Regions from separate parts of the Mus musculus genome. Here region 1 is linked to region 2. The links are chromatin loops, found by intact Hi-C in ENCODE. Cell type or tissue: left cerebral cortex. All regions are shown on one strand. Links, peaks and the distances in the headings refer to the core of each region. The heading gives the core; the rest is flanking DNA. Region 1 overlaps Smurf2 (SMAD specific E3 ubiquitin protein ligase 2). Region 2 holds the start of Smurf2 (SMAD specific E3 ubiquitin protein ligase 2).

Region 1 (12,703 bases), core at 2,797-10,796, 71 kb before region 2:
AGCACTTGGGCTGGAGAGATGGCTCAGTGGTTAAGAGCACTGGCTGCTCTTCCAGAGGTCTTGAGTTCAATTCCCAGCAACTCATGGTGGCTCACAACCATCTGTAATGAGGTCCAATGTATTCTTCTGGTATGTCTGAAGACAGCTACAGTGTACTCATATAAATACAAATAAATAAATCTTTAAAAAAGAGAAAAAAGGATCCAGCACTTGAGAAGCCCAGGCAGGAAAACAACAAAGGCAACCTGGATAAGACCAGTTGCAACAGGCTTATGCAACAAAGCTAAACCTACCTCCAAATAAATATCACGACAAAATGCAAATTAAAATACCATCAGCCAGGTGGTGGTGGCGCACGCCTTTAATCCCAGCACTCGGGAGGCAGAGACAGGTGGATTTCTGAGTTCGAGGCCAGCCTGGTCTACAGAGTGAGTTCCAGGACAGCCAGGGCTACACAGAAAAACCCTGTCTCGAAAAACCAAAAAACCAAAAAAAAAAAAAAAAGAAGACGAACCAAGTGTTAGGCCCATGACTTTACTGGGGTATCCCATAAGGAAATCAAGGCCAGGGAGGGTGAACAGATGGGTAAATAAAGTCAGTACTAACAAGGGTTTACCAGTGCTCATAGAGTTAGTAAAAGATTGATCTGAACTTACTACCCACGAAAAATAAAAATATTTTAATACATTCATTTATTTATTTAGGGCACAGCTATACCATCATGTTCACAGGGGCTACACAGAGAAACCCTGTCTCGAAAAACAAACAAACAAACAAACAAGGTCTATTAACATAATGACTCTGACAAGGTAATCATAAATATTAAAAGTGCTAGACATAGTGGCGCACGCCTTTGATCCCAGGACTAGGGAGACAGAGAATGGTGGACCTCTGAGTTCAAAGTCAGCCTGGTCTACGTGGTGAGTTCTAGAATGGCCAGATCAAGAAGAGCCTGTTGGGGGAGGGTGGTGGAAAGAGACAACCTCCCCACCCCCAATTTTTTTCAAAGCAGCAACAAAGACACATATTAAATGGGTTCTTTTGTATTATTCTAAACAAGTAGTAGCCAGTTCTCATTTAATTTATCCTATTGAATCTACCCCTAAAAAAATTAATGAAGCAAGAATATTTCCCAAAATCATCCCTGACCTCTATTAGTTTTATTCTATTCTAACATTTAGCACAATATTTATTGCACACATTAATGAATGAAGAAAGCAGAGCAGGTAGTATTTATTTAGAGATTCTAAATTGAGTTACTCTGTGGATACAACTTTGTTCTCAGGATTCAAAGAAGCCACGGTCTGTTGTTCTACCACTACCCAAGTATCTTTCCCAAAACTGGTGACAAAGACACACTGCTGCTTTCCTGATGATGACGCTCCCTTTCCTCCCTTGTTTCCTCAGAAGACAATGCCAGTAAGTAATGAGGTTGGGAGAAAATGGGCAACTAGAGAGAAATCAAAGTAAAAGATGCAAATGTGGTACAAAAACCATGCAGTACAGACATGATCAGAAACCAAAGCACTGATAGGTCTGAATCTAGGAGCACTTCAAGTTGGGAAAATTATAGAGAGTCAACCTCTGCTTGTTCCCTCATCTGGAGAAATATTTACCAGGAAGAAACTTAATACATGCAAGAACAACACTTTACACACAGAAAGTGCTACTGAGATTTCTGTCAGTCACTGTTATCAGCTGTATGAAATAGGATGGCAACACAGAAGTAGCCTGCTCAGTCTCAGCTTCTGGTCAAGCTACAGCCTCTGTAAACAGCCTTCTTGCCTGAGCACTTCTCATGCATACTTCTTCTAACATTTCAGTACTGGTTCCTGTTTGAGCACAGTGAAAGTAAGATATGCACTACGTCAGAATAAAATATCCCATTTTCTTTCATATACTCTGATCAGTAAAAGTAAATTATAGCTAGGCATGGTAGCTCATGTCTACAATCCAAACACTGAAGAAGCAGTGGCAGGAAGAACTGTCAGGCCACACCAGTAATTCAAAGCCAACCTGGACTATCCCCTTGAGAACTCATCATAAATATAAATCAATATTGTAAATTTAAGAGATTGCATATTCTTTCACATTATAAAAAGCACATATATATCCTCTTGTTTAGAACAATATTTTCACATGTACTGCTTCAAAACTTACTTTAAAACTAAATGCAAGTTAGCAGAGAGCCGGGGATCTGTAAATTGTGTTGTTCTGTTGTTATGGTCAACGAAATAAACTCTTCCTGTTGCGGTATTGCGGATCTCCCATCCAGGAGGCAAAGGACCGAGCTCTTCACAATTGATGTTGCTAAGATCCCTGCAAAACAAATATACAACAGAAATACCTCATTACTGGGCTTGCTGAGCCAAGCAGCGTATGTGACACAGAGCAATTCCATGAAGTCTGAGAGAATGTATTGTTTCAGAAACTTGAGATGCTCAGCTGGAATCTTTAATTCCCAACGGTTTCACAAACTTGCACATTCAACACCCAATTCCTAAATGGATCAAAACTTATCACACAGTCTGGCAATCATACTACTTGCCAACATAAACTACACTTCAATATTTGTTTGACAGAAAGTATTGTTTTACAAGCGTCAACCATATAAAAAATTTCTATTCAATATTTTCTTTCTTTATTATATCATAAAGTTGGGTGTAAACAAATGTGCATGCAATGAGTGATTGTACTGTTCTTCAACAAGCAAAACTGGAAACATTACTAAAATCCTGATCCTGGAAATAATCATAACATTTCTTTTTTAACAAAATATGTTGTTTTAAAGTTTTGAAGTCTATAAATTTCATGAAGAAAAACCTGGTAAGGATACTTAAGAAGAATGTTTTAAGGTTTATTGTAGCAACAAAGAAAAGATCAAGTACTTTTAGCAGACAAGGACCACTGTATCACACACCATAAGGATATATAGGACCACACAGAACGCAGCTGAATGCTCTGAGGTGGCTGGTGGGGTTGGGGTGCCTAGAAGCATAGAAGATCTTGGCCCTCCCTAACCTTGTTCTATGTGTACTGCTCCCTTCCGGCTGTTTATGAACCAGCAACAGCAGTGTAGATTTTCATCCTGTCCTGCTAGAGCAAAACTTCTACAGAAGGAGACCATCCCAGAGTGTCCAAGTTACTGGAGGCTGCAGGCGAAGATGAACAGTGTCCACTGAGGCATTACCAGCTCTTAGAGATTTCTTCAAATAATGATTCTGATTTCTGCTTAAAATGATCCTGGCCACTCCTTTGCTGCAGAACAACTAAAGCTTGAGAACCACTACAGAAGAGGCAAAGCAAAGTTCTGAGAACCTTCAGTTCACAATAACAACGAAGAACTGACTTGGTTCTGTTCAACAGAGAACGGACTCCCCGATGGGGTGCGCTCAAGTGGGACTTGAGTGGCAGCTGGGAAGAGGGAGATCAGCACCAAGATTGGGGAAAAAGTCCTGGAACTTCTCAAGCCGAGAGCTCAAAAAGGTGAAGCAATTCTAGAAAAACTTTCCAAATTCCCATCATAGGACCAGAGAATGCCAACTAATAAGGATCAAGTAACACATGAGGCATGGTGGCATATAACATAATCCCAGCACTCAGAGGCTGAGGACATAGGTAGAGTGCAAGCTCAAGCCCAGCCTGGGCTACAGACCAAGATTGTGTCATCTAAAAAACAAAACACACACACACATATGCATGTACACACAGACACACACACACACACACACACACATGCATGTACACACACATACACACACACACACATGCATGTACACACACACACCTTTAAACCCAGCAGAAGCAGGTGAATTTCTGTGTGTTCTATATCAGCCAGAGCTACATAATGAACCTACCTCAAAATCAAACAACACAACACAACACAACACACCAAACTCAAGTAAGAACCTCACACAACCTAAGGTCAATGAAGACTTGAGAAGTGACCACATTGTGACAGCGAGTATAAACAGTAAGCCACTGAATTAGAGCTCTAACTAAAAAGACCATAAAGAGAATACAGGGTGTGATGTATAAGATGTGTAACAAGGGCTGGAGAGATGGCACAGTGGTTTAGGACACTGGCTCCCCCAATGAACCTGCGTTTGATGCCCAGCACTACATGGTAGGTGCTCACAACCATCTGTAATATCAGTCCTGGGGGTTCAATGCCCTCTCCTGGGCACTAGAAATGCCATGTGGTACACAGATATACATGCAGGGAAAAAATTCATATACACAAAATGAATAAAAATTTAAAAACAAACTATGTGGTATAAAAATGATGTAAGAACAACAGGAGATAAAAGCTAAACAATAAAGTGCATGCTTTGCATATACAAGCCCTGCGTTTGAACTCTACCACTGCAGATTTAAAGAAACATAAAAGAGGCATACAATTGCAAAGATGAGTTATCAAGGAAAAATTATTTAAAAGGAACAGGTGGCTTTTCTTTTTTTTTCTTTTCTTTTCTTTCCGTTTTTTCTTTTTCTTTCCTTTTTGAGACAGGGTTTCTCTGTATAGCCCTGGCTGTCCTGGAACTCACTCTGTAGACCAGGCTGCCCTTGAACTCAGAGATCCACCACAGACAAGCTCTTTAAAGAAGCCCACTGTACTTCTTTACTGGTGTCTTTAAAGAGACTCAGCAGACTTATTTAGGCTTTTTAATGCCTGATTTGAACAAATAAAAAGGAATAAATATAACCTCCCATAAAAGAGACACATTTGCTAAATGATGCTCCAAAACAAAAGACAAAATACAACTTTTAAAGATAATTGAGGCATATAGACAAAGAAAACTAATACAGGGCATTGTTAATTTAAAGACTTATTCAAATATAGATGTCATTACTCCACATAAAACTTGTACTGCTATGCGACAGAGTATCAAAGCAACCCCAGTCCAGTCAGTCCCATCTGTTTTTGATTCAACTACACAGAAGAGGTCTGGATATGAGCTTTGGAAGATCCTTTGCTCTCCCTGCTTCCCCACAAATGGTTTGCCTTGTTTTTTGGATATGACTGGTATATCATATATAAAACCTCCTCATTACATAAATGTGCTTGTACACCACAGAGTCAATTCCAATTAAAATTCTAGCTTCAGGCTAGACTACTTGGTACTTAGTATATATGGCAAAGATGAGTTATCAAGGAAAATTTATTTAAAAGGAACAGGACTAGAAACTAGAAAATAACTCAAAACAGCTAATGTCTGAAAACTTCATTATTTGCAACATAAAGGTACTCAAAATTCTAATAGCTCACTGGACAGTGTGGGCACTCCGGAGGCTGAGGAGGAATCACTTTAGTAGAGGAGATCATGACTATCATAAGGAAAACCAAGGACCACATCTCAGAACAAACAGCAGCTAAGGTGGTAAATGGCAGTGACATATGCACCATCCTTCCTTCCTCTCCTTCCCTTTCTCAGCCTGTTAAGCGCTAGCACTGCACTGTGTGCGATGGTGTGCAGCTTCTACTGCTTCCCCCCACCCCACCCCCACTGCTCTTTTTCTTTTCTTTTCTTTTCTTTTCTTTTCGGTTTTGGTTTTTCGAGACAGGGTTTCTCCGTGTAGCCCTGGCTGTCCTAGAACTCACTTTGTAGACCAGGCTAGCCTTGAACTCAGAAATCTGCCTGCCTCTGCCCCCTGAGTGCTGGGATTAAAGGTGTGCGCCACCACGCCCGGCAAGTTAATTTTTAAGTGAGAAAATCCTGGGTGGAATGGACAGTCATGGTTGGTGTGAAGAGTACTTAAGGGCCAAGAACAGTAGCTCACACCTTTAACCCCAGCACTCAGAAGGTGGATCTTTATGAGTTTGAGGGCAGTGTGGACTACATAACAAGTCCAGGCCAGTCAGAACTATATAGTAAGACCTAGTCTCAAAAAGTAAAACCAATAATATTTAAGATATGTTCTTACCTAGGCACTCGTGGATCATGCCATGTGCTCACACCAGTCTGAGTATGTAAGAAATATACCTGACCCTGCTGCGTTGTCCTTTGTTCTGTAAAATAAAGAAGACATACTCAGTTTTTCATATTCAATCAAACACTATTACACTGGGTAATACTCTAATAGGATAAAAATCTCCCAATCTCAGTTTATTTTCTTACCCCCCCCCCCCAAAAAAAAGGCTTCAGAAATTATATATTCAGACAGGTATGATAAATCCCAATACTCAGAAGACAGAGGCAAGCCGATCTCTGAGTTTTCTGAGTTTTGAGGCAAGCCTGGTTTACATAGTGAGTTCTAAGCCAATCAGGGCTACTTAGTGAGACCTGTCTCAAAATAAATCATTTGTTCATTCTCTGGAAACAACTTTATAAATGGTGATGAGGTACAGCCATTATCCCAAAAGCGAGAAGACAACTCAGAGGAAGAGGCTAGCCACTTTAAAAATTGCTTTAACAGAGCTTTTTAAAAATTTTAAAACACTTTTAGACTAATGATTTTTTTTTATGATGGCAATTTTATACGCAAATTTGTGATTTCTCTTTTGTTAACAAAGATATTTCAAGATTCTTCCTGGACTGCAAGCAAGGTGTCACAAACCTGCAATCTCAGCATGCAGGAGGCAGAGGCAGTGACAACAAGTCCAAGTCTACCCTGGGCTACCTATGAAAACTCCAGGCCATCTAGGGTATAAAATAGAGACTCTAAAGTCAACAAAACACAGCACATAGTCATAAAACTCATTTTAAAAGCACAATGGAAATCCGTGCACTGTGGGGAGAAAAAAGTATATGAGCTCCAAGCCTGGAAGGTGTAGAGAAGCCATGGGAAGACAGTAAGGAGCTTCTTCAACTGTTACGTTTCAGTTGTTGTCTTCTGCATGGAAACTCATTTTAACAAAATACAGTGGAAATGCCAATGTATGAGATAATAAAGCACACTGTGTCTAAGAAGGAAGTCTGCAAGGAAGTCAATGAACAACTCCCACCTAAGTACAGCTTTGAGGACCAGAAGAAACTCACTGACTAATTTGCCTGCCTTCAATCCCAAACACTAAGAAAAAACCCAAAACTGACAACAGCTACAATAATTTCAGCCTTGGTAACTACTTTATTTTACTTATTTTATTTTATTATTCCATTTTATTCTTACAAAAGAATATCTGAACTCAAATCACATACACTGTAAAAATAAAGTTCACCTTTACTCCAAATAACCTGGCTGATAAACTCCATAAGAATTATCTCCAAAATATAAATGTAACAACAGATATATTTTCCTAACTTGCTTTTTTTTTTAAAGATTTATTTATTTATTATATGTAAGTACACTGTAGCTGTCTTCAGACGCACCAGAAGAAGGCATCAGATCTCTGTTACAGGTGGTTGTGAGCCACCATGTGGTTGCTGGGATTTGAACTTCAGACCTTTGGAAGAGCAGTCGGGTGCTCTTACCCCCTGAGCCATCTCACCAGCCCCCCCTAACTTGCTTTTTATGTCAAACATAGACACTTCATTCACTGGAGATTCTGTCATTTCTTGCAACAAACCAACATGGTTACTATTACTCCTCTCATTTTACTGAAGAAACCTAGGCTCTCAGGGTTAAATAATACGATTGGTATCAGGCAAAGCCAGGTCTGTTTCCCATGCTGGAACCACTCATTGCAACGCAAGTCAAATGATAGGATATAGGAGTGAGATGAGACTTTTTTCAGAATAAGATGCTAAAATTTATTTTAAAATAAAACTATAATTATTTGTTTGTAAAATAGTTTTTATATAAATTCTACAGTAAAAATAAATTACTTAGAAAATGTAATTCCCAATTTTGGTCATTAGGCGTCACTATCACAACATCTATAGTATTAGGCAGAAAAGGAAGTCAGTATCTGTCTCCAAAGTCTCACTAGAAGTCTAAAGTAAAGATGAGCCTGTACAATAGCATTGCTATATCTTTGCATAGTGTCTGCTTGCAAAGTAGTCTCATTTCATTTCATAAGCTTCCTATAATAACCAAGTGATTCACATCCATCACATTTTATTATAAAGGAACATACAAGCTAAGGTTCATAAGTGATTATGGCCAAACTGTTACACAGACTTCTAATCATTACAGACTTTTTAAAATTGGAGATTTACTTTCACAGAGAATTCCTAATCCCTGATTAGCACCCCTCTACTGTCTAGTGTAGTATGTCTCTCCTATGACCATTCCACAGATGAACACAGGCCTTGATGGTGTTAGCATCCTCAGGCCTAATTAACTTTCAGACGTTATCATTTTAAAGCACAGTGTGGTGGTATACACTTATAACCCCAGTATGTGATGAGTGGGCAGAGAAAGGAACTCAGGAGTTCAAGGGCTGTCTGCCTACACTGTAAGTCTGGGCTGTATGAGACCCCATCTCAAAACAGACAACAATAACAATTTTTTTAAAAGTTAGTTCTCTGGCTGAGTGGTAGTGGAGGCTCACACCTTTAATCCCAGCACTCAGAAGGCAGCAACAGGTAGATCTCTGAGTTGGAGGTCAACCTGGTCTACAGAGAGAGCTCCAGGAGAGCCAAGGTGACACAGAGAAACCCTGTCTCAAATAAACAAACCCAAACAGTTAGGTCTCTGATGTTCTTAAAGCAAGGTGAGTGTTCCCTTTGCTGTTACCGTACCATAGCCTTCCGGTAGGTCTGGAGGAGTGTGTAAGTGTGTCCTGCTCATGTAATTTCTATGTCGCTGGGACCTGACTCTTCTCTCTGCTAGTCTGGGGTCTGAAGAATGTCCACACGTTGCACCATTTGTTCCAGTAATTGGAGTATTCTCATCCACAAAGCAGCTGAGGGGTCTGCCAGGACTAGAATATTCTGACGCCGGTCTATTGGAAAGTGACAAGGGAAAAATGTTACCAATTTAGACATCAAAACCAGAGTCTCTAGACAACATGTACACTATGGTGAGAATATAGTAAATCAGGCAAGAAAATGAGATGAATAAAGGAGACACAATTTCAATTAAGTTTTTTAAATATCCATACATACTTGTATATGTGCTACTTGGTCACTAAGCAGAAGGAGTTAGACCTGATTTCCATCATTTTCCCTCTCACAGGGTTTCTGACAGGTAAGTGTTCCTCTACACATTTAATTTGCCCAAGTCATGTGACCTTTAGTCCTTGGAAACAGCACCTCTTTCTAGGTATGGCTCTTTGTCACTCAAAACACAGTTTATGCTTAAACATCAGCTCCTGAGTACACAACTCACCCTACAATTTGATAGCAAACAGTTCCCAACTTTATAATGGAATAACTTAGAAGTTTTGTTGGTTTTGTTTTTGGGGAAAAGACCTCACTCTGTACATCAGGCTGGCTGTGATTCATAGCAATCCATTTGCCTCAGCCTCCTGAGAGCCAGGACTGCAGGCATGAGCCACCACGTGGATCCAGCTCTCAACTTGTCATTTCTTGACCTTTTAATAGTCAGAAGCCATAGCAGCTAGTCAAAAGTGCACTTTAAATGCTTACCTTTTTTAGGGTTAGTGAGTGATATACATGGTATAGAGATCTTCAAACTATTAGGTAACAGCCGCAAGCTACAACTCCCAGTCAACTACCATGAGGAGGGTAAGTAATGGCTACTCTTATAGCATACCTCATTGTTAAGCTACATGTAATAAAATATGCATACTGGACATAACTTTTTCAGTTTTAACTTCATTGGACAGAATCCTAATCATTAAGTCAATTAGTTATGTCTGGTATTTATTTATTCATTTATTTATACCTGTGTGGTTTTTTTGTTTTGTTTTGTTTTGTTTTTTTTCCCGAGACAGGGTTTCTCTGTATAGCCTTGGCTGTCCTGGAACTCACTCTGTAGACCAGGCTGGCCTCGAACTCAGAAATCCGCCTGCCTCTGCCTCCAGAGTGCTGGGATTAAAGGCGTGCGCCACCATGTCCAGCTATACCTGTGTTTTTGTTCATTGTTCTCTACAATATTCCTGGAAGGAAGGACATTTAGGTGGCTCATTCTCTATTATAAATAGCTATGTCACTCCGTTACTCACATGTAAGGAATAAAAGTACCTTAAATGTTATCAAATACGGAAGCTAATCTGTCTCATCAAGGAATTTTTATTTTATAAAGTAACCTTCAAAAACAACAGGTAATGGAGTTCATTTTCACTGGTTTTGTTCCTGCTTTGTTAGCACTAGGTAGGAAACCTAGGGCATCACTGGGGCTAGGAAAGTTCTCTACCACTGAGCTGTATTTCCAACCCAAAAACTCATTTTCTTTCTTTCCTTGAGGCAGGGTCTCACATCATAGCAATTCTCCTGCTCAGCCTCCTGGGCAGTGAGATTAGACATGTAAGCCATCACATCTAAATTAAAAGCTCTTTTTTAAGAGGTATTCTTTTTTAAGTGGGTATTCTGTCAGCATGCCTGTATCATGTAAGTGCTCAGTGCCCTTGCCAGAAGAAGACATCAGATTTTCTGAGACTGGAAACACAGACAATCAGGAGCCACCATGTAGGTGGCTGGGAATCACATCTGAGTCCTCTGCTAGAGCAGCCAGTGCTTTTACCTATCAAAGCATCTCTCCAGACCCAGAAACTCATTTTCAAACTAACATGTGTTAAGGGGGAAAAACGCTTTACATACACGTGGAAATTAAAGATGAATTAGAAGAAAGCAGGCTTCACTTAAACACTGCTATGAGTATAAATTCATATGTGCTACTAGAATAAAAATAGGTTCTTCAGCTTAACTGATACCCTAGGCAGCTTGTATCAGAAATAAATGTAACTTTGAACTAAGCATTTTAAAAAAAATAATAAGATAGTTCATGACACCTCAGCCTAAACAAAGAACTTGAGGCAACTAACAAATGCCAATAGCAGGAGAAACAGTCTTCCCTAGGGAAGAACACATCAGCTGTTATCTATTACCCATTAGTCAGTCCTAAAAACATACACACAATTGACTGAGTGGGTCGTATTTTTCTATTTAGAAATATATATGCATAGATATATAGACAGACAGACAGACAGATAGATAGCAACATTTTTTAAGGTGATAAATTTGAAAGAAGGGTAGCACATGGAAGGGTTTGGAGGAAAGAAAGGGAAGTGGGAAATTGTAAGTAATAGCTTAAAAGTTTTAAAATGGCAAGGCTTTAATCAGACATTCATAATGTACTAAGCTGGGTGTGGCAGCATGCACTTGGGAGGATGAAACAGTGGGGATCTTGAGTTTAAGGGTAGGCTGGACTATATTCCGTTCTAGGCTAGCATGAGCCAGCGAGCAAGACAACAGCAGAGAGAAGGGAGGAAGGGATGGAGGGAGGAAGGGACAGAGGGAGGGAGGAAGGGACAGAGGGAGGGAGGAAGGGACAGAGGGAGGGAGGAAGAGAAAAGCGAGCAAGCTTGATTTCAGTAGTTAAACAATCCTCAATAAGCAAAAGCAGATACAGCTAGTGAAAACCATTTAATAATTTATTCTGAGTGCCAGGCCTGTGTGGGAATCACCAGGGAAACCAATAAAACACTAGCAGAGATGGCATTACAGCTTTATCCTTACTGTAACAGGAGTACCGAGGAGGTAGAGCCCTCCCTCACCTTCCTCATTTTCAGCTGCTTGAAAAGCACTCCTTTTCAGTTCTTAAGCACTGCTTTGCACCCTGATGTCTCTACACAGGAAGTACCACAAAGACGGGGGGGGGGGGGGGGGGGGGGGGCGCCTCTATCTATCTACCTACCACCTGCCAAGATCTACTTCTACTTCTACTTCTGATTTTCCCTTGCAAGGCCACCATCTCCTCAGTATTCACTCAGAAACTCCCCTTCCATACGGGTTTTCTTGGTCATATACATTACTTAGCCATGATCTAATTGTATCCCTATGGAGATCTTAAATAAATAGTTCATAACAGCCATCAATACTCAAATACAAACTAATAACACCAAGAAACAAAATAACTAGGTAACCTAGTCATGCATTTGGTTACTGAGCACCACTGTGAAAAGGCTTTGTTGACCACTACTGCTTTTTAAAAAGTAATAGTAGTCAGGCATGGTAGCACATTCCTTTAATCCCACCACTGGGGAGGCAGAAACAGATGGATCTCTGTGAGTTTGAGGCCAGCTTGCTCTATACATATGATTCCAGGACAACCAGGGCTATCTATGTAAAGAGACACTGTCTCAAAAACTAAAACAAGTCATTGTACTTCAAATATAATTATTGTAATTACATTATAAAATAGAATTTAAATATAAATATTTTAAAAATAATAATACCACTCACTCTAAGACCTAATGGTTTAAACCAGTATAAAGCATGGGGAAATCAGATAACAGAGAGAAATCCAGGAAAGGTTAGCACAGACCATAGAAATACTTGTATGATTTTACCGTGTTGGGCGTTCCCACTGTGTAGTTCTTGTGATGTGGTTTAGATACTGGATTCTTCCCGAGGCAGTCCGCCTTTCTTCCCAACTGCAATTAAAGCATTGAGAAATAGGGCATTAATTAATTAATTAATGGTGTCAGCCGGAAGTGAGGCTTGGAATGTTCTCCCTGCAACCACTAAGTCAGACAGACTTTTTCTATCACAAATCATAGACGACAATCTAGGAAATCAATTCATAAAGAGCCTGCTATTTTTTTTCAACTTGCATTAGAACTGTACAACGGTGTTTTACAGAACTTCCAGCTATTTTTGTTGATGTCATATTTTTCTTATCAGTCAAACTGAGA
Region 2 (12,703 bases), core at 2,642-10,641:
GCCTAGCTGGGCAGTGGTGGCTCACGCCTTTAATCCCAGCACTTGGGGAGGCAGAGGCAGGTGGATTTCTGAGTTCAAGGTCAGCCTGGTCTACAAAGTGAGTTCCAGGACAGCCAGGGCTACACAAGGAAACCCTGTCTCAAAAAAGCCAAAAAAAGAAAAAAAAAAAAAAAAAAAAGGTTCAGCCTTTTTAAAAAAAATAAGGTCTCAATGTGTAGCCTGCAACTCACTATATAGACCAGGCACACCTCAAACTCACAAAGACCAGCCCGTCTGTGCCTCCCAACAGCAGTGATTAATGGTATTCCACCACCACACCCATCGATTTTTAGCAGTCTTAAATATAAAAATAACAGAGGAGCAATGGAAAAAATACAGGAACAAAGATAAACAACCTATTATCATTTATCTAGGGACACATTACAGTAATACAATAACTTACATTCAAAATTATGATGAATCACAAATAGAGCTTTATACTCTGTTAGATATGATCTATTTTTTAAAAGTAAAATATATTAGGGCCAGGCATCTAGCTCAGTGTTAAGAGTGATTGCTTGGCATGCACAAGATGGTAGGCTCAATTCACACAAAATAAATAAAAGTAAAAATTTTGTGTGCCTTAAGTTTGACCTCCACTTTACCTTGAAATTTGAGTTTTGTCAGGAATGGTATCACACGCCTGTAATCCCAGAACTTGGAAAATGGAGGCAAAAATTTCAAAATGTCAACATTCTACACAGTGAATTTGAAACCAGTAAATTAAATAATCTGTTTATAAGAAAGAAAGAAAGAAAGAAAGAAAGAAAGAAAGAAAGGAAGGAAGGAAGAAAGAAAAAAGAAAATTGAATTATATGCTAAATATACGAAATTTTAACATGCTGAATAAGACGTTAGCATGTTGTCTTAGTCGGGATTATTACTGCTATGATAACCAAAAGCAAGTTGGGAAGGATTTATTTGGCTTACACTTCCACACCATAGTCCATCAGTAAAAGAAGTCAAGACAAACTCAAACATGGCAGGGATCTGGAGAAAGGAGCTGATCGGGGGTAGGGGGCATTTGGGTTTGATGCTTACTAGCCTGCTTTTCATAGCCTGCTCAGCCAGCTTATAGAATCCAGGACCAGCTCAGGGATGGCACCACCCACAACAGGCTAGGCCCTCCCCATCAATCACTAAGAAAATGCCCTACAGGTTTGCCTATAGCCTGATCTCATGGAGGAGTTTTCTCAATTGAGGTTCCCTCCTCTCTGATAACTCTAGTTTGAGTCAAGTTAACATAAAACTAGCAAGCACACGTTATTATAAAAATAGATCAATATGAAAAGGGCAGAAGCTATGATTTAAAACCCATACCTCAAGAAAACCAAACTACTGCCTATCTGAAGAAACCTAGAATGCAACAAGAGAGCACTTAAAAGATGGGGGCTATGCCATTTTAGTTTCCTCCTCAGAAGCCAGTGAAATGAATTAGTTATATTCAATAGCAAAGACCTCAAGAAGTCACTATGGTCACTGGCATTATTCATGCTTAGAAACCTAAAAGATGCAACAAAGCTTAAAATTTTCAAGTCTTGAGTTAAATAAAGCACTCAGTAAAATTATATTTACAATACAAGTATATTTAAAGTGAGGTTTTAAAATTAATTTTCCTTATAGGTCAACTTAACTTCTCTACTGCTAAGGATTTTTAAAATTAATGAGAAACAGCATACAAAAACACTACATTTACAACAAGGTCTAAAATAAAAGTTCTGGATAAGTAATCTGTTATTTTAGAAACTACACTAAACTGTATTTTCCAGAATTTGATTTTCAAAAACAGTAAGGGTATAAAAATTTATCTAATTTTTTTACTATAACCAAATATATAGAATATTTTCAACTAAAATCCTTTCTTAATGTTGTAGGAAAGCCTATATTATATATCACACTATAAATTACACATATATAACCAAGCCATTCCTACTCTAAACACACAAACTAAAATTAATAGCGCTCCCAGATAGCCCATTTTAATGACCAAATGTTAATGTGTCATAAAAGCTAAAAGAAGTAACTTGATAGCACATACCATATATTCACCAATGGTTTAAGGAATCTCATTTGAAAATAAATTCGTCTCAACTTCTTCAACAATATCACAATTTACTAATGGGTGGATTTTAGTAATAGTCTATGGAACATATCCATAGTGAGCAGAGATGGGGGGGGGGGGGGAGCTGAGACAGGGACAGGCAGAGACTGGCTATGAAAAGAATTGTTAGCACCTTTCAGCAATGGGCGATTCTCCATTAAGGATATAATTAACTGCAGTTCATAAAGTACTGTGGAATCAAAGGTATTCCATAAATGTAAATTTTTAAATGGCTTTAACTTAAAGTAAAAAGCAGTAATCTTAAAACATCTTATAGCCCAAGTGTATTATAAACCAAATAAAAGTTCACTGTGGGATTTCTTTTCTTTAAGTTTTTTTCCTCGATTAGGGAGTCCAGATCCAAATGAACTGTTAAACACTTAATCTAAAGGTATGCCAAACATTTCTTAAGGTCTTAACAAAGAATCAACTTTTTTTTAAAAAACAGAAAGAGTCCTAGGTTAAATATTTTATTTGGCTTCTCAAGATGGACTGAGAAGTTGGGCACCAGCTCCAGACTAAGTCCTGGACGCACATCAAACACAGCCCTGTCATTTATCCAGTCAGTCAAAACAATCTTTTCCATCTAACCCTTTTATGTTTGTGTCCTAAAAAGCTGCTAATTGAATCCAGCTCTTAAGATCTATTTGTTAAAATTTATACTATTTAATTTGTAAATGACGAACAAAAATGAAAAAATGTAAGTTAACGCTCCCTGCAAAACAGGAGATTCCATCATATGCAATCAAAGAGACAATGGTTTTAGTGTTTGTCAGACTTTGCGAAAACTATTCACAGGCAAATTCCCAATAGTTTTAGGAAACTGAGAGTAGTTCAAACTGTTTTTACAATTAAGAGGAGAGGACAGATATTTAAAATTCTTCAGAAAAAGCTAAGTGTACAAAATCACTCTATAAATTTAGTCTAATGTATTTTCTTGCTCAGAAACTTAGTGTGATCTTTTTCCTCTCAAACTTCACTGAGGGGACGTTTCCATAGTGCGGTGGTTATAATGTTTACCTCACAAATGTCACTCATAAATCTGTATAAACTCTCATATGCAGGAAAAAAATGACAGATAAATATAAGAGCTACTCAATCACACTAACCAACCCTCAGAACACTGAGCTGGCTGAGGGGGGAGGGTATTTCCTCTCCAGCCTGATGACCTGAGTTGGACTGGGAAGACTCGTAAGATAGAAAAGGAGATCTCACCTTGTCCTATCCAGCACACACGTTCCATGGCCATCACACACACACACACACACACACACACACACACACAGTACATAAATGTACTCTCAGTTCATTTTCAGTACATCTTAGTTCATTTGAACTACTCTGTTTCTTAAAACTATTGGGAAATTTGCCTGTGAATAGTTTTCGCAAAGTCTGACAAATACTAAAACCTCAGAACTCATTTTTTAATAATTTATTTTTATTTTATGTGCATTGGTGTGAGTGTGTCAGATCCCTTGGGACTGGAGTTACAGACAGTTGTGAACTGGAATTTGGGTGCTGGGAATTGAATCTGGGTCCTTTGGAAGAACAGAGGGTGCTCTTTACTAAGCCATCTCTCCAGCCCACCTCAGAACTCATTTTATCCAAAGAAAACCCAAACCCCTCTTTTCTCTCCCATACACATATATGTGTGTATGTGTATATATATGTATATGTATATATGTGTGTGTGTGTGTGTGTGTGTGTATATATATATATATATATCCCAGAAGGAAATAAATAACATCCATTTCTGATGGCTTTTGCACACCTACACTCACAATTTCTTTCTGTAATTATTGACAAAGGCGTGCCTAATAAGAACATTAATATATAAACTAGAGCACCAAGGATCCTTTATAATTGTATTCCGCTGACTTCCCCCCGCCCAAATGAACACAATAAAGATGAAAATCAAAGCACCCCCCCCACCCAGTGTTAATAATACCTTGTAATTTTCCCTAGGGAAAAAAAGGCTTCCAGGTCAATACTATGTATATTTTTTAATTACTGGAGATAGAGGTGGTATGTGTACCTAAGTGCAGGTGCTTGTGGGAGGCCAGATGCATCAGATCCCCTGGAGCTAGAGTTACAGGTGATAGTGAGCCGAGGACCTGGGTTGGGGTGTTGCGACTAGAACTCAGGTCCTCTTAGAGAACAGGATACATTTAACTACTGTGCCATCTCTTCAGCCTCAAAAGTAAAGTATTTTACTCTGTAGCCAACATACATTCCAACTAAGTTCTCAAATACCAAATTCACTTCAAGCTACCTAGAAAGTACAGCCGATGGACTGCCGGTTAACACACAAACATTCAACTACAAAGTTCACCCACAGAAATCTCAAAGTTTAGTGTGGGCAAACATAATTACAGCTTATCCTTCGCTGGCGCAAATGCATATGAACCAACTACAAAATGCCGTCTTCTTCACCACACATCTGAATATAAATGTGGACAATTTACTTGCTGTGAATGACGTGACTAGCTAGCAGAGGGACAATAGTTTCAATTACACGCTTTAAACCAAACGCAATTTTTCCTTAAAAGGAGGGGGACGTTGACCACGGAAGAATATCAGAAGTGGCATCGTAAGCAAATTATACCTGTAATATGTTAACAACTCCCTGCAGCTGGGAACATTAAACAGTCTTTCCCAAATCCCTCTGAGCATTCCTTTCCATTTAGAAAGAGGGTGAGAAGTGTGGAGAGGACTAGTGAAAGTTAGCTTAAAAGTTCGTATGCGTCCAGACTGAGAAACACATTGCAAAGCAAGGGATTCTAAACCAGGTCTGGAGTTAAGACATGAGCAACTAGTTCTGCGGCCTACAAGGAACAACCCCAAACATGCTACCCTACAATCAAACAACTTCCAAAACACAGAGTGTACAATGAGCCGGGAGTCGTGGGATCAGGCAGACACGCCGGAAAAGCCAACCACAGTCTCGGTCCCTCCCTCCCAGAGACGTGCGTTTAAGGTGTGTGGCACTGGCCACAGAGGTTGGCAGCACTGGAGAGTAAAGGTTTCACTGCCGGGCATAGGTAGGTGTCCAAGTTAACAACCCGGGAACACAAGCACTCTCCCGTTAAGCACTCACTCCATGTTTAAGGAGTGTTTACCGCGCGCAGTCAGCAACTGGATTCAGTAATCCCTTTCCCGACCCCACCTGGGCAGGAGCCCAGGGGCTGCTCCTGTGACCCCAGGAAACGAGACTTCAGGACCTCAAATCCGCCCTCCACGGGAGACCCACGGGCCACACACTGGGCGTTCTGAAGAATTTCCCAACCCCAGCTAAGTGGTTCTCCAATGACTCCCTAAACTAGGCCTTCCCACGCCCGGATTCCCGTCCAACGCCACCACCGACCGCGACCCCGGCCCTCTGCTTGCCCACAGGCGCCACAGCCGCCCGCCCAGCTCACCTGTCAGGCGCAGCTTGACGGGCCCGTTCCTCCGGCCTCCGGGGTTAGACATGTCCCCAGCGGCGGGGGAGGTGGCGGCGGCGGCGGCGGCGGCGCTCGCGGCCGGCGGGCCGGCGGGCGGGCGGGCGGACTGGGCTGGGCTGGGCCGACGGCGAGGCGCAGAGGAGTCACCACAGCGGCCGGGGCCGGGGTCCGAACAGCCCGCGCCGCGGCCGCCAGGGCCGGAGGGTCCCGGATGTGCCGAGCGCCGTCGCCATGAGCCGCGGAGGGAGCGGGACGCAGAGCTCCCCCCTCCTCCCACTTCTGCTTCCTCGGCCCGGGCCACACAACAAAGCGGCAGCCGCGGCCGGCCGCGCCGCCTCCGCCCCGCGCCCCCGCCGCCTCTTGTCCTCGCGGTCCGCCTCGGTCTCCCCTTCTCGGTGCCGCGAGGCCTGGGAGCGGACGGTGCGAAGTCTGCTGAGGCGGGCGGGTGCTCGGCCGCTTCCTCCTCCGCCCGCCCTCTTGTCTGAGAGAACCCGGTCCTGGGGCCGCAGCCGCTGCCGCCGCCGCCGCCGCCGCCACTCGTCGGCTCCTGGGGGCGGGGAGGAGACGGGGGCGGGGCCGGCGGGCGGGGCGGGGTTGCGGTGGGCGGGGCCGGCGAGGGGGCGGGCTTGTGGGCGAGGTCTCCTGCGCCTGGGGCGCCAGAGGAAGGCCTGGCTCCGCGCGAGCTGCGGGCAGCGCGTGCGCCACGGCCCAGACTGGGCCCCGAACTACACCGCCCGGCGGCGCCGGCTCGATGGCACCAGAGGGGCCTACTGACCAGCTAGCTCACTGAAAGATCGCCTGTGTCCCTACAGGGCAGAATGCCCGAGTAATACTCCCACTGCGCGCTCTGAGAGGCTGGCGAGAGTAAAGTTAGACCCAAGTCCGAAGAATTAATTCGCCAAGATGCTATTCCCACATCGAACGCTCCAGCAAATTCCCAGGAGTGCTTAGCTCTGAGTATTGTAATTGCCACCTCCACAGGCTCACCTGGTGCTCCATATCCGGTTACCTACCTGCTCGATTCTTCCCCCAACCCTGCCCAGGACAAGCATAGGGAGATAATACAAATGCGGCCAAAGACTGTGAACAAGATAGGTGGATATAGTGTGGAAAGCTCACGCAGTACTGTATTTTGCTGTCCCAGGAGGAAAAAAGAAAATGAATAGGACTGTAACTCTGACGCGGTGACTTACAACTAATAAGAACTTATTCTGGACAAATAAATAATGCAGGTTGTTTTGGGATTTTGTTTTGCAAGGTTGGGGTGAGAGTGCAGCCTAATAGTGAATTGTATTACATCAACTGCAACACATTTTTATGCAGCCATCTAAATGGCAATTGTGGTAGCCATGTAACATGTCAGACTTTATATGTAATGCAGGGTTTAAATGGAGAATACAAGTTTTATGTGCACGCAAGAGTAATAATGCAAACTAAGGATAAGAGTGTGGATTTGTGCCGGGCAGTGGTGGCGCATGCCTTGGGAGGCAGAGGCAGGTGGATTTCTGAGTTCGAGGCCAGCCTGGTCTACAAAGTGAGTTCCAGGACAGCCAGCGCTACACGGAGAAACCCTGTCTCAAAAAACCAAAAAAAAAAAAAAAAAAGAGTGTGGATTTATATCCATGTTAGCTTTGCTTTAAAGCTGTTATAACATTAATGCCGTTTAAACTGTTCATTGAAGCCTAATACATTTTAATCCTAAAACATTGCAAATGGTGACTTAAAATCTACCAGTTAAGACACTTCATTCTCCAGGTGAAATCCAAGAGCGTTTCATCGGTCTAAAAACACTCCTACGGATTAAAGTGATCCCAAAATCATAAGTTCTAGCAGTAAGACTTAAAATACAAGGGACAGCTCTAAAAATTCAATCAAGAAATACTAAGTGCTTATTATTCACAAAGCAATGAACAGGGCCCTTAAACACTTCTTTGTGCAATGTAAGATCTGAAGGCTCAGGAAATAATTCCCACAAAAGTTACTGTGGCGATAGAACAATTGCTACATCACTGTTTCAAACGCTAGGCTGAGACAATAAACTGAGCAGGCTGATGTATGCACTCTTCCTTTCCCTGGTTCTTATGGCCCACACTTTGTTCCCAACCACCCACTAGCATAATTTGTAGCTTTGTATTGGGAAATGGAAGTTAAGATTTCAGAAAATGGTCGGAAGCCTAGCAGGGGGTGGGAGGGTGGAAGACTGTTGTGAGTTTTAAGCAATACCTTCACATATGTGGCGGCTCAGGGAAATGGGCATAGGTTCAGACAATTCCGTTTAGACTTCCCTAAGAATAATGCTTTTAAACCATTCAGTCAGGGCTGAAGAGATGGTTTGTTGCTCTTGCAGATAATCTGGGTTCATCCCAGCACCCACAAGCTAGCTCACAACCATCTATAACCCCAGTTCCAAGGGATATGATGCTCTTTTCTAACTTCCATGGGCACCAAGCATGCATGCGATACACACAGATACATTCAGGAGAAGCATTCATACACACAAATAAGTCTTTTAAAAAGCTCAAAATATAAATAATAAGCAAAACCATTCAATATGTTGATAACCTCTGTGTAATGTTAGAAGTCAAATCCAGTGTCTTACACATGATAGGCAAGCATACTACCACTGAGCAACATCTATAATAACACTGTATTTGTTATTTTAGCTTTTATTTTACAGACAGGGACTCACTGTGTAAGCCTTGCTGGCCTGTAACTTACTATGTAGACCAGACTGGCTGGAAATGGACAGAGATCCATCCAAACCTACCACCACGCCCTTTATTATACTGGTAGTAATCTTTTTAAAGCTGGGTACGTGGATGTTTGTTTTATTGTTGTTTTCCTTAACACATTAAATCTTTAATATTGACTTTAATTAATAAATAAAATAAAGATTTTAGAAGACAAAAAAATAATAAAATCAAAAGGACTAATGTTAATAGGAAAGCCACTTCCAATAAATCTCTTGACAAAAAAGCCTCACCAGTGTAGGCCCAAAACAGAGCTCTCTGAGCCAGAAACCTTCAAGTAAAAAGGAGTTTTTATGCACATTCCCCCTTGGCTATTTCGTTAGTACACATTATATAGAAACTATGCAGTGGACTATCATCTGATACCTAGAAATTGGTAAGGAAAAAGATGAAAAGTAGGGATATTAATTATATGTGTTTAGATGTAAAAACTTTCAGGAAAAGAAAACAGCATTGAACAGAAAGAAATGGCCATTCTCTCCACAGCAAAATATTCCTATGAGAATTCATTCATCCAGCTAATGGTTTCTTAACTCCTTCTATGTAGTGGATGCAGTAATAGGCTTGGACTGAGATTTTTAAAAAATAATAATATTTAAAGATCAGTCTAGTGGCAGAAAACTATTAGAATAAGGAGAAGAAGAAGTCTGGAGATAAGGCTCAGTGGCTAGAGTGGTTGTCTCAAATTCTCAAATATACAAAGACCTGGGTTCAACCCTCAGCTTGCAAAAAGCCAATATAGCACAGGACATCATTGATTATATAGTGAATTCAAGGTCAACCTGGGCTACATAAGATTAATAATAATAGGGGGCTAGAGAGATGGCTCAGTGGTTAAGAGCACCGATTGCTCTTCCAGAAGTCCTGAGTTCAGTTCCCAGCAACCACATGGTGGACTCACAGCCATCTGTAATGGGATCCGATGCCCTCTTCTGGTGTGTCTGAAGACAGCTACACTACAGTGTAATAAATATAATAATATAATAAATAAATCTTTTTTAAAAGATTATTAATAATAATAATACAAGAAGGAGGGGAGGGAGGCAGAGAGGACTTGCTAACTTTGATTGCCAAAGCCCTTCCCTGGTCCACTGAATCAGAATTTCCTGCAGTCAAGGTGAAGGCGGTTTAAAAGCTCTATGGGCACTCAGATCCAAACCACCAAGGTTAGAAACCACCAGCCCGTTGGTCTGGAACTTGAGTGTGCATCAGGGTTACCCGGAGAACTTGCTAAACACTGGTGGCTGCATCCCACACCTGGGGGTGGGGCCGATGGGGGTCCATCTAGAGTGGCACTCTGGCATTTACTCTTATTCATTTGTCCATTGTCAGTGTGTATGGGGGCAGCAGAAGTGTATGTGTGAGAGAAATGATAACTTAGTACAATTGGTTCTCTTTGCACATCAAGCTGAATTCATCTGGCTTGCAAGGCAAATGCTTTTATCTCCTGAGCCTCTTTCCAGGGACCCCATTATCTCCTCCCTTCCCCCACCCCCTTCCCTGCCCCCTTGCTAGAGAAGGAACCTAGGGCCCTATGCCTACTAGGCAGGCACTCTACTGCTGGATTTATCCAGCCCCCTGCTTTGGAATTTCATTGCAATAGACTTTACTCTGTAGTTCACTCTGCTAGGAACTTGCTAGCAGCCCAGGCAGACCTCAAACTCACAGCAATCCTCCTGCTCCAGACTTTAGATTGCTGGGTCACCTGGCCCAGGTAACACAGTTGCCCAGGTGATGCAGGTCTGCTCAACAGAGCACTGTGCTGTGAGAGCACCTGTCCCATCTAAATTACACTGCTAAGAGATGCTTGAGTCTCATTAGATTCAATTTCAGCATCAGATGTACCTCATGCTTCATCTCAGCAACAATTTAGACATAGTTTTGAGGGCAAACAAAGGAAAAATATCAATCGTTAAGCAAATCATCCTTTGCTTTCTCCCTGAAGTCGGAACCCATTTCCAGGGCAAATTGTATCAGCACACACCTTTGACACGTGTGGGAATTGCAGAAAGTTTTTCAAAGCCATTTTGTCCCCTTGTGACTTCTAATTTGCTCTCGGTAGGATTGTACTGTGAACCTTTTATAGAATCAGCGTCTTAAGCATTTGTCTCAAGTATACTAACACCACCAATTTTATATCAATAAAATCAATCTTTGGTCAGAGGCTAAAGCACCTAGCACATCAGTGTGAGGACCAGAATTTTAATTAATTCCCAGAACCCAGAACATAAAAGCCAAGAGGGTATGTATGGTGCTCACCTAGAATCCCAGTGCCCAGGTGTCAGAGACAAGGCATCCATCCCTAGGGCAAGCTGGCTAGCTAGACTACCCAAATCTACAAGCTCTGGGTTCATCAAGAAACCCTGCCTCAAAAAGATACCCAACATCCATTTCTGGCTTCCATAAGCACATGAATGCACACACATGTACTATCACATATATCCACGTGTACGTACACCACAAATATACGCATGCAAAAAACAAAATCTTTTCCCAGAAGTGTCACTTAACAGAACACTCCAATAAAGAAGCTGTGACTTGATGGGAAAGCTGAGCAGCAGATTATAGCTCTTGTGTCCAAGCTCTAGGACCAGAGTTTGAACCCTGGGCCCCAAACGACAGAAAGAAGAACAGAAAGTTTCCTCTGGCATGCACAAACCCACACATATATACACCCACACAAATGAATAAATGGAAGTTTTAAAGATGAAGATATGATAACAGCATGTGCTAAAGAGCATTTTTAACCAAAAGATTCATTGGATGTTTTTCTAATCACTTAGCATGGTATCCTTTCTAATGATAGCCTAGACCAGTGACGAAAATCTACACACAGTTATAAGAACATTTAAAATCCTTTGTTTAAAACATGTTTCTGTTTTCCTGGGCTCACGTTGAATTTAATATGACTTTGCAAGAAAATGCTTACCATCTGGATTTGGTGTTTCTTCTGTTCCTTCCAGCCTTTAATATATTTCCACATGGAGGTATTGTCTCCACCACTAAAACAAAACAAAACAAAACAAAAACCAAAAAACACCAAGTCTGAAGTAAGGTTGTGTGAATAATGGCGCTATTATGCAGAGCTATTTTTATAGTGCGAATTTCTAATTTCATACAGCATCTGTGTCACGGGGGTAAAAAAAAAAAAAAGCAGGCATCAGGTAGTCAGCGATAAAAGCTTTAAAAATTAGCTCTCTTCATTTTTTAAATTTTATGGATTCAACTTAACATTAGGTTGTCACTGGACAGGATAGTACCCGCCTAATATTCCAGCTATGAGACTAAAGTAGAGAATTACCTCAATTTCAAGGCCAACCTGGGCTATTAGTGAATCCCAGGCTAGTCTAACTCCTTCCAGTTTGCTCTGCGCTGGTAAAACAGCCCCTGGGAAGTTATCGTGTAAACGTGAGCCTCCCTCTCCCATCATTGTACACTGAGCTTTGCTTCGGCCTTTGGGATCATAGGAGTACTCATGGCTAGTCCTGTTGCAACAGGGTCTATGGTTAAGCCACATTCTGAACTCTTTTATGGCCTCTTCTTCCAGCAGATCTGGTCTCCAAGATGGAAACTGAAGTCCCATCTCCTTTTAAATGTCTCTCCAGATCTGTGTATCCCCAACCCCACCCCACCCCACCCTCATCCCCTGCCAATCATTTGTTTCTTACCTCTAACTTGATATACTAATTGACAGTCCCTAAACAATCCCTCTGAGAAAATCGACCCTGCTGATGGCTGGAGGATAGTGCCTTGGGCTCCACTCCAGAGATCCTAATTCAGCCACTGGGTTCAACGCCATGAATTTGCATTTTTTTTTCAGTGCTACTGGAGCAGAGAACACACTGTGAGAATCGTCCCAGGTAGCCATGTTTACAGCAAGTGAGTGTGGCATCAGCCGCTTTGGAAGTGGCATATAAGAAGCCAGTCTGGTTTTCTGCCCTTGGAATGTGAGATGGGGACTCTGGCCTCTGGCTGACTGAGCTAGCTGTGAAGAGCTGAGTTGAGAGATCTTAGGGTTGGCAGCTGATGAAGCCAATTGTAAAACCATAGGCCTTTCAAATAGATAAGAGGAGATAGGTCAGGCTGGCAGACAGGGAGGAGCTCTCAGACTTCTAAATTCTCATGAAGGAGATGGAGAGGGTGATAGCTTCCCTGCCAATACTTTTAACCAGGTACGTGCTTATTTTCATCCCCCAAATATCTGTCCTGGTTAGTTGGTTTTTTTGTTTGGTTGTTTTTTGGGGGACTTGTTTTATTGGGAGGGGGGAGTATTGCTGGTTTGTTGTTGTTTTGGGCTTTTGTTTTGTTTTGTTTTGTTTTGTTTTTTGTTTTTTTTCAGCTTGACACAACATAGAGCCACCTGGCAAGGG

Evidence for each region. A loop is a pair of places that touch in the nucleus more often than their neighbours do. Peaks named below come from ENCODE experiments on the same cell type or tissue, not always from the same donor. Only the 100,000 strongest peaks of a DNase experiment are listed, where the experiment ranks them.
Region 1: it touches region 2 in a loop (2.3-fold over the local background); 14 of 42 quality-filtered maps call a loop at or near these places.

Annotation. Positions count from the first base shown.
Region 1 is chr11:106,843,823-106,856,525 of GRCm38, forward strand. Smurf2 (SMAD specific E3 ubiquitin protein ligase 2) reads right to left here. Exons shown (of 19, transcript NM_025481.3): 7 at 12,359-12,442; 8 at 8,625-8,827; 9 at 5,926-6,010; 10 at 2,161-2,319. Among named protein-coding and RNA genes, the nearest start is that of Cep95, 61 kb to the left of the region's middle. In left cerebral cortex, for the core only: a CTCF peak has its summit at 7,785; a DNase peak (open chromatin) is centred at 7,816.
Region 2 is chr11:106,914,622-106,927,324 of GRCm38, forward strand. Smurf2 (SMAD specific E3 ubiquitin protein ligase 2) reads right to left here and starts at 6,094. Exons shown (of 19, transcript NM_025481.3): 1 at 5,560-6,094. The coding sequence starts at 5,611. In left cerebral cortex, for the core only: a CTCF peak has its summit at 6,360; DNase peaks (open chromatin) are centred at 4,658, 5,241, 5,471 and 6,233; H3K4me3 peaks cover 2,681 bases; H3K27ac peaks cover 1,984 bases.